Regions from separate parts of the Homo sapiens genome. Here region 1 is linked to region 2. The links are chromatin loops, found by intact Hi-C in ENCODE. Cell type or tissue: gastrocnemius medialis. All regions are shown on one strand. Links, peaks and the distances in the headings refer to the core of each region. The heading gives the core; the rest is flanking DNA. Region 1 overlaps SYNE2 (spectrin repeat containing nuclear envelope protein 2). Region 2 has its middle 53 kb from the start of SYNE2.

Region 1 (5,380 bases), core at 314-5,313, 76 kb before region 2:
AGGAGGTCAAGGCTGCAATGAGCCATGATGATACTACTGCACTCCAGCCTGGGCAACAGAATGAGACCCTGTCTCAAAAAAAAGTTTTAACTTAAAAAAAAAAAAGTGTAGCTAATGCAAATGACCTTGGCTATAAAATACAGAACGCCACACCTTATAGACAGTCATAAAGTAGAACTGTCAGGGAAACACAGGAAAAAAGACACAGACACAGAGATTAAGAAAGCAAAGAACACACACATAGGGAACACATCTACTCATGAAAGATAACGCCGCTTTGATCCCCAACTCCACTGTTAAATATCAAGCTCCACTTGCTGACTTTCAACATTCCTATGAGAAGCCCAGAAAATCAGAATGGTGTCACTTTACAACAGTGTAGATCTTCAGAAGCATTCCATAATTCTATTTCAATCACAGTATTAAAATGTAGAGATGGTTCTCATTTCCACTCCAGTGGTTTTCTTAATCTCTACTACGGCAAAATATGAGAATGTAAGTAACCAAATTAACCACCTCTCAGCAGGAAAAATGGAACTGCTCAGAAATCTCCTGTTGGTACAAATTGTTCCCAAAAATCCTCCTGCCAAACTTTTGACCTATTCCTCCTAAACTTGGAAGTGAGTGGTAACAAACTTAGAAAGTAAAGTTTTAGCTATGAATCATAGTTCCTATTTTGACCAAAGTTCTAGGTTATAGGCCTCTCATTTTTTTCTCCAAGTTCAATGGGCCTGCTATTTTTTTTATATGAAAGCAGTCATGGTGCACCTTTTTGTCTCTCCCTGAAGGCTTCCCATAATCTATTTATAGGGCTGGAAGTTTTCCAAACCCAAACATAATTTATTAACGAAAGTGGCTGTGCCATTTTTGATGACTGACAATTTTGGTCTTGTTTCTCTCTTATCCCAAGGGAAAATCAATTGCCCAGCAAATTAATGTATCCCTCATCCTTTCATCCTTAGAGACCAACAATCAAAACTGATTTAGTCTCAATTGGTCTATTTCTGGCTCTGAGTGGATGTTAATCCTCAATAACAGGTCTGTTGGACTAAGTAACAGGCTGAGTATCCACGGACAGTGGTTTCTGATCTGTCTTATTTGTTCCCTGACTCACTGGGAGGCTCTGAACAACTCACTGTATTCTCTCGGTTTATTTGATACGATTAGCAATGCAGTTAAAAGAAACATATTTGGGGGCCAGGCGCAGTGGCTCATGCCTGTAATCCCAGCACTTTGGGAGGCTGAGGTGGGCGGATCACAAGGTCAGGAGATCGAGACCATCCTGGCTAACACGGTGAAACCCCGTCTCTACTAAAAACACAAAAATTAGCCGGGCGTGGTGGTGGGCGCCTGTAGTCCCAGCTACTCGGGAGCCTGAGGCAGGAGAATGGCATGAACCTGGGAGGCGGAGCTTGCAGTGAGCGGAAATCACGCCACTGCACTCCAGCCTGGGCAACAGAGCGAGACTCGGTCTCAAAAAAAAAAAGGAACATATTTGCTTGTTGCTTGTTTTTTTTAATTAAAAAAAATATAATGGTATCCACTACTGCAATTAAATAAGATTTTGTTTGTTTTTTGAGACAGGGTCTTGCTCTGTCACCCAGGCTGGAGTTTAGCAGTATGATCATAGCTTACTACAGCCTTGAACTTCTGGCTCCACCTCAGCCTCCCAAGTAGCTGGAATTACAGGCGTGTGCCAACACACCCCGCTAACTTTTTTTTTTTTTTTTTGTAGAGATAGAGTCTCGCTGTGTTGCCCAGGCTGGTCTCAAACCCCTTGGCTCAAGCAATCCTCCCATCTCAGCCTTCCAAAGTGCTAGGATTACAAGTGTGAGCCACCACGTCCAGCCGATTAAATAAGTTTTAAACAACTAGCTCAATCCATAGTCACCAAACTCATACCTGTACCTTCATAAAACAGGTCCATCATAGTTTAAACTGGAATCGCTGGGGTGATCCTGGTCCACAGACCTCCCTAGAGTACAGCCAAGTCAATCAGAGGGGTCTTTAAGATGCACCCCTTGCAACATGCACTTTGGCCAGTCTCCCTTCTGCCCTGGGGTTTCTCGCATCAAGTCACCGGTCTGGGAACCTTGAAGAACTGCAGAGGGCAAGAGCAGGCTCTTCCACCTGGGCAGTGACGCCTCCCTTCGGCCCATACACTGTTGTCCCTCAAATGTACCTCTTAAGATTCGTGCCAAAAGACAGAAAAAGCAATTTACTATAAATATCGGCATTTCAAACATTTTATTTGTTATTGTTTAATATGTGAAGGTATTTCCCCCCATGACTGGCTGAGGTTGACAAGTGTTACTCACTTCATTTTTTTTTTCTATTCTGTTAGTCTCCAACAACATATTTCTACATCACCAATCCCCTTGCTCAGTGTCCCATAAAGGTCTCTGTTTCCACAAACGCAGGCAACAGCATGGGCGTGCTAGTCCAGGAATACCACTGCACCTCCTCCACCCCAAGCTTAACTTCCCAGGAGAAGGAGGAAGTGATGGTGTTGGAAGAGAGCCCTAAAATGTTGTCATTGTTATTGTGAATCTTTAAATAGAACTTAGTATCTGTAAAGGGTTTTGGGAATCACCTTTACTCACAACTGTTCATAAAGATGCTATGAGAAGGAAGGGCCATTCTGTTAGCTCTGGTCTTTGATTTTTATCTATATCACATGCTGCATTATTACATGAAACTGGGCCTCATAAAGTAAAAATTATCCTGCTAAAATAAAATCAGGATTCCTTAAAAATCAAAGACTTGAAAGTTTGGCAAAGTGATGCACACCTGTAGTCCCAGATACTTGGGAGGCTGAGGCAGGAGGATCACTTGAGCCCAATGGTTTAAAGCTTAGTGCACCATGATCACACCTGTGAGTAGCCACTGCACTCCAGCCTGGACAACATAGCAACACCCCATTTAAAAAAAAAAAATCAGAGGTTTGAATTTTTTTATCCATGTGATCATGAAGAAGATAAAATTAATTTAGATGACACCATCTCTGAGAACTCTGCTTGTCTCCTAGTGATAACACCACACCCTTTGTACCAACAACAAAATGTCTTTAAATACTTTTCCCCTTTGACATTTTTTATTTTCTATGTCATTAAATCAGGTTATTTGGCAAGAAATGCAAGGAAAAAGAGAATTTCAGAATAATTATAGTAATATTAATTTTGACTAAGCAAACATAAAAAGTTACTTAATGAAGCTTGTTTTCCAAACTTTTAAACATTGCTAAATCTTCTTGCAAGATTTTTGTTTTCCCTTTGAGGTTACCCACTTGTAAAGTCCATTAGTTTTTGTTTCTTAAAAAAAAGCAGTTATGGCAAATAGGCTCAAAATATTTTCTGCCTCTAAAAATAAACATCTTTCTTTTGAACAACATTCTTAACTCTAAAGTTCTGGCTATTCCCAAGAGAGACAAGGCTAGTTAGTGGCAATTTTAAAGATAAGAGAGCTCAGGCAGGTTACATAGATATCCTTCCTGGAACCCCTTGGCCTGTCATCTTCCTGCGACATCTAGCAAATTATGGTACTTTGTTAGCTCCCAACAACAAAAGAGGCCTGCAGAGCCAGGAGGTGAGAAGCAGAGACAGTGGAGCAGAGGGCAGGCAGGGAGAGCCACAGCGTTCAGTAGGATTTAGTCTACAAATAACAAGGAAATCAGATGCAATGCTCCAGGAAAAGGCAACCTCCAGTACCAAAAGTATTTTTAAATGTTTACGTCTTTTTGTGCAACTATAAGAAGGTTTTAAAGAACTACAATGAACAACACGTTAAACACTCTGACAGACGGACATCTCATAGATACGTAATGCAAGCAATCTGTAAGGAAGAGAGATACAGGAAGGGAGAGAAGGAAGCACACAGCCAGGACAGCAGGATAAAGAGGAAGATGACATTTTCCAAGCTAACAAATGGTTTTTAACTGTCCTAATCCAGGTGCTTAAGATCCTTGAAAACAATAACCTTCCAGAAAGCAAATACAAGCAGCCAACAAGAGAACAAGTAGCCTCCTATGTACCTCTGTCAAGTCACCGTTCACTGGAGGAAAAAGGGAGGGAAAACCAAGCCATGAACAACCCAAATAGTGTTAATAAATCAAATTATGGAAGGAACTTCTGAGCAACAGCCGCCGTCCTCCCATTCACTTTCTACTTCCTTTGCATGCTGAGACCCATCCACAGTTCAGTGAGGAAGCAATGGTGCCAACCATTGTCCTGCTTTATGTAGTTAATGGAGAAAAAAATGAGAATCTTATGATTTCTTACAAAGGTAAGTACTTGGCCGGGTGCAGTGGCTCACGCCTGTAATCCCAGCACTTTGGGAGGCCGAGGCAGGTGGATCACGAGGTCAGGAGATCAAGACCATTCTGGTTAACACAGTGAAACCCCATCTCTATAATACAAAAATTGGCTAGGCGTGGTGTTGGGCGCCTGTACTCCCAGCTACTTGGGAGGCTGAGGCAAAAGAATCGCTTGAACCCGGGAGGCGGAGGTTACAGTGAGCCGAGATCGTGCCATTATACTCCAGCCTGGGCAACAGAGCTAGACTCCATCTAAAAAAAAACAAAAAACAAAAAAGGTAAGTACTCACACTTTAGAGTACTGTAGAGTCCACACCTTCACCTGCATGACTATGGAAATATGGGGAAATTAATCTTTATCAAAAAAAAAAGTAAGTCATATCCATTCTAAATAAAGAAATATGTTTATATCTACAGTCACTGGCATATTAACACTCAGACAATTCTACTTATGTACTTCACATCAGTCTGATTAGAGTATACCCATTTTCAAATATGAGTAGCTATATGTAGCTCCAATAATATCGGAAAGGCAAAGCTGTCATTATGTGGTTTATGTGCATGTTAATGAGTAACTGTTTCCAGAAAACTACAAAAACAATACACCTACAAATCAAAACGAAAAAGACAAACAACCCAACAGGAAAATAAGCAAAAGACGTGAACAGGTGGGTCCTAGAAGGAGACATAAAAAACTAAATATCAACCAATAAGTGAATGGATAAACTGAGACATACTAATACAATGGAATATTAAACAATGAAAATCAATGAATCAGAGTTACATATATACCAAGACGGATGAATCTCACAGTTGAGAGGAAAGATAGCAACTTGCAGAAGAATGTGCAACATACAGTAAAACTGTAATATTAATTACATATCATCTTTTTTTTTTTTTTTTTTTTGAGGCAGAGTCTCACTCTGTTGCCCAGGCTGGAGTACAGTGGTGTGATCTTAGGCCACTGCAGCCTCTGCCTCCCGGTTTCAAGCGATTCTCCTGCCTCAGATTCCCAAGTAACCGGGATTACAGGCACCCGTCACCACCACCACGTGCGGCTAATTTTTG
Region 2 (5,380 bases), core at 308-5,307:
ACCCCGTCTCTACTAAAAATACAAAAATTAGCTGGGTGTGGTGGCACATGCCTGTAATCCCAGCTACTCAGGAGGCTGAGGCAGGAGAATCACTTGAACCTGAGAGGCGGAGGTTGCAGTAAGCCAAGATTATGCCACTGCATTCCAGCCTGGGTGACAGAGCAAGACTTCATCTCAAATAATAATAATAGTAACAACAACATAGAATTATCCTTTCCTTCTATTTTTAGGGTATTATTTCTTTATACTTATAAAAAAAGTTTTTAAGTTTTTATATTTAGATGAATTAAAAATTTTCAGTATTTTATTGCTTTTGCCTTTCATGTATTGTTTAAAAAGACCTTCTTAAGATGAATAAATTAAGGTTAACCTAAATTTTAAATAGAATTATCCTTTTCTTCTATTTCTAGGGTTTTATTTCTTTATACTTATAAAAACTTAAATGTTTTTAAGTTTTTATATTTAGATGAATTAAAAATTTTCAGTATTTTATTGCTTTTGCCTTTCATGTATTGTTTAAAAAGACCTTCTTAAGACGAATAAATTAAGGCTAACCTAAATTTTAAATAGAATTATCCTTTTCTTCTATTTCTAGGGTTTTATTTCTTTATACTACTTTTTTTTTCGAGATGGAGTTTCACTGTTGTTGCCCAGGTTGGAGTGCAATGGCGCAATCTCACCACAACCTCTGCCTCCCGGGTTCAAGTGATTCTTCTGGCTCAGCCTCCTGAGTAGCTGGGATTACAGGCATGCGCCACCATGCCCAGCTAATTTTGTATTTTTAGTAGAGATGGGGCTTCTCCATGTTGGTCAGGCTGGTCTCGAGGTCTCGAACTCCCGACCTCAGGTGATCTGCCTGCCTCAGCCTTCTGAAGTGCTGGGATTACAGGCGTGAGCCACCACGCCCAGTTTATCTTTTTTTTTAAATTTTATTTCTCCGTAAGTTATTGGGGTACAGGTGGTATTTGGTTACATGAGTAAGTTCTTTAGTGGAGATTTGTGAGAATCTGGTGCACCCATCACCCAAGCAGTATACACTGCACCGTATTTGTTGTCTTTTTTATGAGTAACCTTTTGACTCTGCATTAAGAAACCCTTTCTGCTCTCTGTGTAGCATGTGTCATATCTGGCAGGCACTCTGCAAGAATCCCACTGTGCTCCCATCTGTTATACTTCCATATAACTTCAGGCATAGAGCTCAAAAACAATTTTCTAAAGAGATTTTTATTTCTATTTTGTTAATAAATACAACAGGGAAAGAAAAAGAATATGCTTACTTATCTTCATAATTCCTTGAATAGAGAAATGTTTAACATTATCATTTATTTTATTTTTTAACTTTTTAGGTTTGGGGGTCCCTGTGAAGGTTTGTTACATAGGTAAACTCATGTCACAGGGGTTTGTTGTACAGATTGTTTCATCACTCGGGTATTAAGCCCAGTACCCAATGCTTATCTTTTCTGCTCCTCTCCCTCCTCCCAGATTCCACCCTCAAGTAGATCACAGTGTCTGCTTCCTTCTTTGTGTTCATAAGTTCTCATCATTTAGCTCCCACTTACAAGTGAGAAAATGTGGTATTTGGTTTTCTGTTCCTGCATTAGTTTGCTAGGAATAATGGCCTCCAGCTCCATCCATGTTCCCACAAAATACATGATCTTTTTCTTTTTTATGGCTACAAAACATTCTAGTTTTTGAACTGAAGTATTATTATGGCTGGGTGCGGTGGCTCATGCCTATAATCCCAGCACTTTCAGAGGCCAAGGCAGGCGGATCAGTTGAGGTCAGGAGTTTTGAGACTAGCCTGGCAGACATGGTGAAACCTAGTCTCTACTAAAATACAAAATTAGAGAGAAACCCCATCTGTACTAAAAATACAAAAGATCCCAGCTCTTTGGGAGGCTCACACCTGTGATCCCACCACTTTGGGTGGCAGATGCCTGTAATTCCAGCTACTCAGGAGGCTGAGGCTGAAGAATCACTTGAACGTGGGAGGCAGAGGTTGCAGTGAGCTGGAGCACCACTGTACTCCAGCCTGGGCAACAGAAGGAGACTCCGTCTCAAAAAAAAAACCAAAAAACCTATTATTATACTTTCTGTAAGAAAATCAGAGACTAATTGCCTTTCATCCTCAGAAGAAAGCTTGTTCTAGGATGGAAACATAACACAGGTCACAGAGTTAAAGGGCTCACCAAAAGAACCTCAAATGAACAGGCTAACAGGAAAATTAAGAGTTTTTGTTTGTTTGTTTTTTAACTAGAGTTCTTATTTTAAAAGTGTCATTCTCTAGGAGACTTTGGATGCGTCTAGATCTTCTTGCCAAATCTTCAATTCTGTACAACAAATTCCTTCCTGATGTCCCGTTGAAGGAAATTATCTGAGGATAAGATCAGTCTGGATCATCTGGCAGTATCTTCTATTAGAGCGAAAGAAAGATGCCATCCCAGGGCTAAAAGAATTTAACTTTCATATTATAAAAGTGAAAGTTCATTTTTCAAGTGCGACACTGACATCTACTGGAAGAAATACTTGAGTAATTTACCAAATAAACGAAACATTTTTGTTTTTGTCAATTAGAAAAACAAAAAGTCTTTTTTGTTTGTTTGTTTTTGAGACAGAGTCTCTCTCTGTCGCCCAGGCTGGAGTGCAGTGGCTCACTGCCAGCTCTGCCTCCCAGGTTCACGCCATTCTCCTGCCTCAACCTCCAGAGTAGCTGGGACTACAGGCGCCCGCCACCACGCCCGGCTAAATTTTTTTGTTTTGTTTTGTTTTTTTAGTAGAGACGGGGTTTCACTGTGTTGCCCAGGATGGTCTCGATCTGACCTCGTGATCCACTTGCCTCAGCCTCCCAAAGTGCTGGGATTATAGGCATGAGCCACCGCGCCCGGCCAAAAAAAAAAAAAAAAAAGTTTTAAAACATTTATTGGCAGGGTGCTGTGGCTCATGCCTGTAATCCCAGCACTTTGAGAGACTTAGGCGGGCAGATCACTTGAGGTCAGGAGTTCAAGATCAGCCTGGCCAACATGGCAAAACCCCGTCTCTACTAAAAATACGAAAATTAGCCAGGCATGGTGGTGCATGCCTGTAATCCCAGCTACTTGGGAGGCTGAGACAGAAGAATTGCTTGAACCCGGGAGGTGGAGGTTGCAGTGAGCAGAGATTGCGCCACTGCACTCCAGGCTGGATGACAGAGCGAAAGTCTGTCTCATAAAAACAAAACAAAACAAAGCACATTTGTCCTTTAAGTGTTTGTTTCCTAAATACAGGTCAGTGCCATTGATAGAAAAGGTTTCCAGCATCTATATTTAGAAAATGTTCTTGGTGACTTGTGTGAGCAGGACCCTGGGACCCATGAAGAGTTGTTCAGCAGGATATCGGGTCATCTCTGGCATCCACAGAACCCATTTGGACAAGCGAACAAGGCCTGTTCCTACCCACCTTTTTTCCCTCCATTAGAACTCTCATGAATTGTTTTGACAGTAGCCATACAGATGGGTGTTGCTCTAATCATACCTCTTAAACATGCTTGGAGATAATAGTGAAATAATATCTCTTAGACCCCAGGGTAGAGTCCAGAAAATAGGAGAAGGAGATTAAAGTAAGGTTTTCAGGCCAGGCGTGGTGGCTCATGCCTGTAATCTCAGCACTTTGGGAGACCAAGGCAGGTGGATCACTTGAGGTCAGGAGTTTGAGACTAGGCTGGCCAACATGGTGAAACCCCGTGTCTACTAAAAATACAAAAATTAGCTGGGTATGGTGGTACATGCCTGTAGTACTAGCTACTCGAGAGGCTGAGGCAGGAGGGTTGCTTGAGCCTAGGAGGCGGAGGTTGTAGTGAGCCGAGACCATACCACTGCATTCCAGCCTGGGAGACAGGAGAGAAATACTGTCTCAAAAAAAAAAAAGAAAAAAAAAAAAACAAGTTAAGGTTTCTAGATAAGACGTATGCAAGAAAGCTAGATGCAGAGGGTCACACCTGTAATTCTTGCACTTTGGGAGGACAGGGTGGGAAGATTGTTTGAGTTTAGGAGTTTGAGACGATCCTGGGCAACATAGTGAGACCTTATCTCTAGTTGAAAAAACAAACAACCAAAAAAACAGCTGAGCGTGGTGGTGTGCACCCATAGTCACAGATACTTAGGAGGCTGAGATGGGATGACTGCTTGAGCCCAGGAGATGGAGGCTGCAGTGAGCTGCACTTTATCCTGGGTGACAGAGCAAGACCTTGCCTCAAAAAATATAGATGCAAGAAAAGAGGTGTTTAATATGCTAACCTAGATCAAATAAAACAAATATATTGAATATATCTAGCCACTGAATAAGTTCTGAATTGTTCTTTGTTCTTTTTCAAGTTTAGTTTTGCTAAGAAGTCCTAGCAAATTGCCCTGTCCCTCTGTGGAATACATGACTGGTTCTAATGTTTAGAAGAATCCTGATGGCTAGAAAAATCTCTCACTTCTTCAGTGTCTACTATGAGCAAGGTATTGTGCTAAGATTTTGCATGCATTAATTCATACTGTGTTTCACACATACAATCCTGATGTGTAGAAATTATTACATCTGGCTGGGCGTGGTGGCTCACACCTGTAATCCCATCGCTTTGGGAGGCCAAGGCGGGTGGATCACTTGTGGTCAGGAGTTCGAGACCAGGCTGGCCAACATGGCGAAACCCCGTCTCTACTGAAAATACAAAAATTAGCCGGGTGTGGTGGCGCATGCCTGTAATCCCAGCTACTCAGAAGGCTGAGACAGGAGAATTGCTTGAACCCAAGAGGTGGAGGTTGCAGTGAGCAGGTTGCATCTGTTTTTATAGATAAGAAATTAGGCTCCAAACAAGTTGAATAACTTGTCAACATCAAATGGTTAAGTAGCAGAGTCAGAGACCAAATCTCAATTATTATTATTATTTTTTTGAGACTGAGTCTCACTCTGTCACCCAAGCTGGAGTGCAGTGGTGTGATCTTGGCTCACTGCAACCTCCGCCTCCTGGGTTCAAGCAATTCTCCTGCCTCAGCCTCCCTAGTAGCTGGCTTTACGGGCACACGCCACCATGCCCAGCTAATTTTTTGTATTTTTACAGGGTTTCACCATGTTGACCAGGCTGGTCTCAAACTCCTGGCCTCAGGTGATCTGCCCACCTCAGCCTCTCAAAGTGCATGAGCCACCACGTCCAGCCTATTTCTTTTCCTTTTTCTTTTCTTTTCTTTTCTTTTTTTTTTTTTTTTGAGATGAAGTCTTACTCTGTTACCTAGGCTGGAGTGCAGTGGCACGAGGTTGGCTCACTGCAACCTCCACCTCCTGGGTTCAAGCGATTCTTCTGCCTCAGCCTCCCGAGTAGCTGGGACTAGAGGCGCACGCCACCACACCCGGCTAATTTTTTGTA

The links. Peaks named below come from ENCODE experiments on the same cell type or tissue, not always from the same donor. Only the 100,000 strongest peaks of a DNase experiment are listed, where the experiment ranks them.
Region 1: a loop joins it to region 2, with 13 times the contacts of the local background. A loop is called at or near these places in 1 of 110 quality-filtered maps.

Annotation. Positions count from the first base shown.
Region 1 is chr14:63,872,601-63,877,980 of GRCh38, reverse strand. The region is part of intron 1 of SYNE2 (spectrin repeat containing nuclear envelope protein 2); the gene reads right to left. Among named protein-coding and RNA genes, the nearest start is that of SYNE2, 22 kb to the right of the region's middle. In gastrocnemius medialis, for the core only: no CTCF peak of the experiment used is centred there; a DNase peak (open chromatin) is centred at 2,460; H3K27ac peaks cover 4,294 bases.
Region 2 is chr14:63,796,921-63,802,300 of GRCh38, reverse strand. It overlaps a transcript of SYNE2 not described here. Among named protein-coding and RNA genes, the nearest start is that of SYNE2, 53 kb to the left of the region's middle. In gastrocnemius medialis, for the core only: a CTCF peak has its summit at 2,497 (motif pointing left); no DNase peak of the experiment used is centred there; H3K4me3 peaks cover 1,003 bases.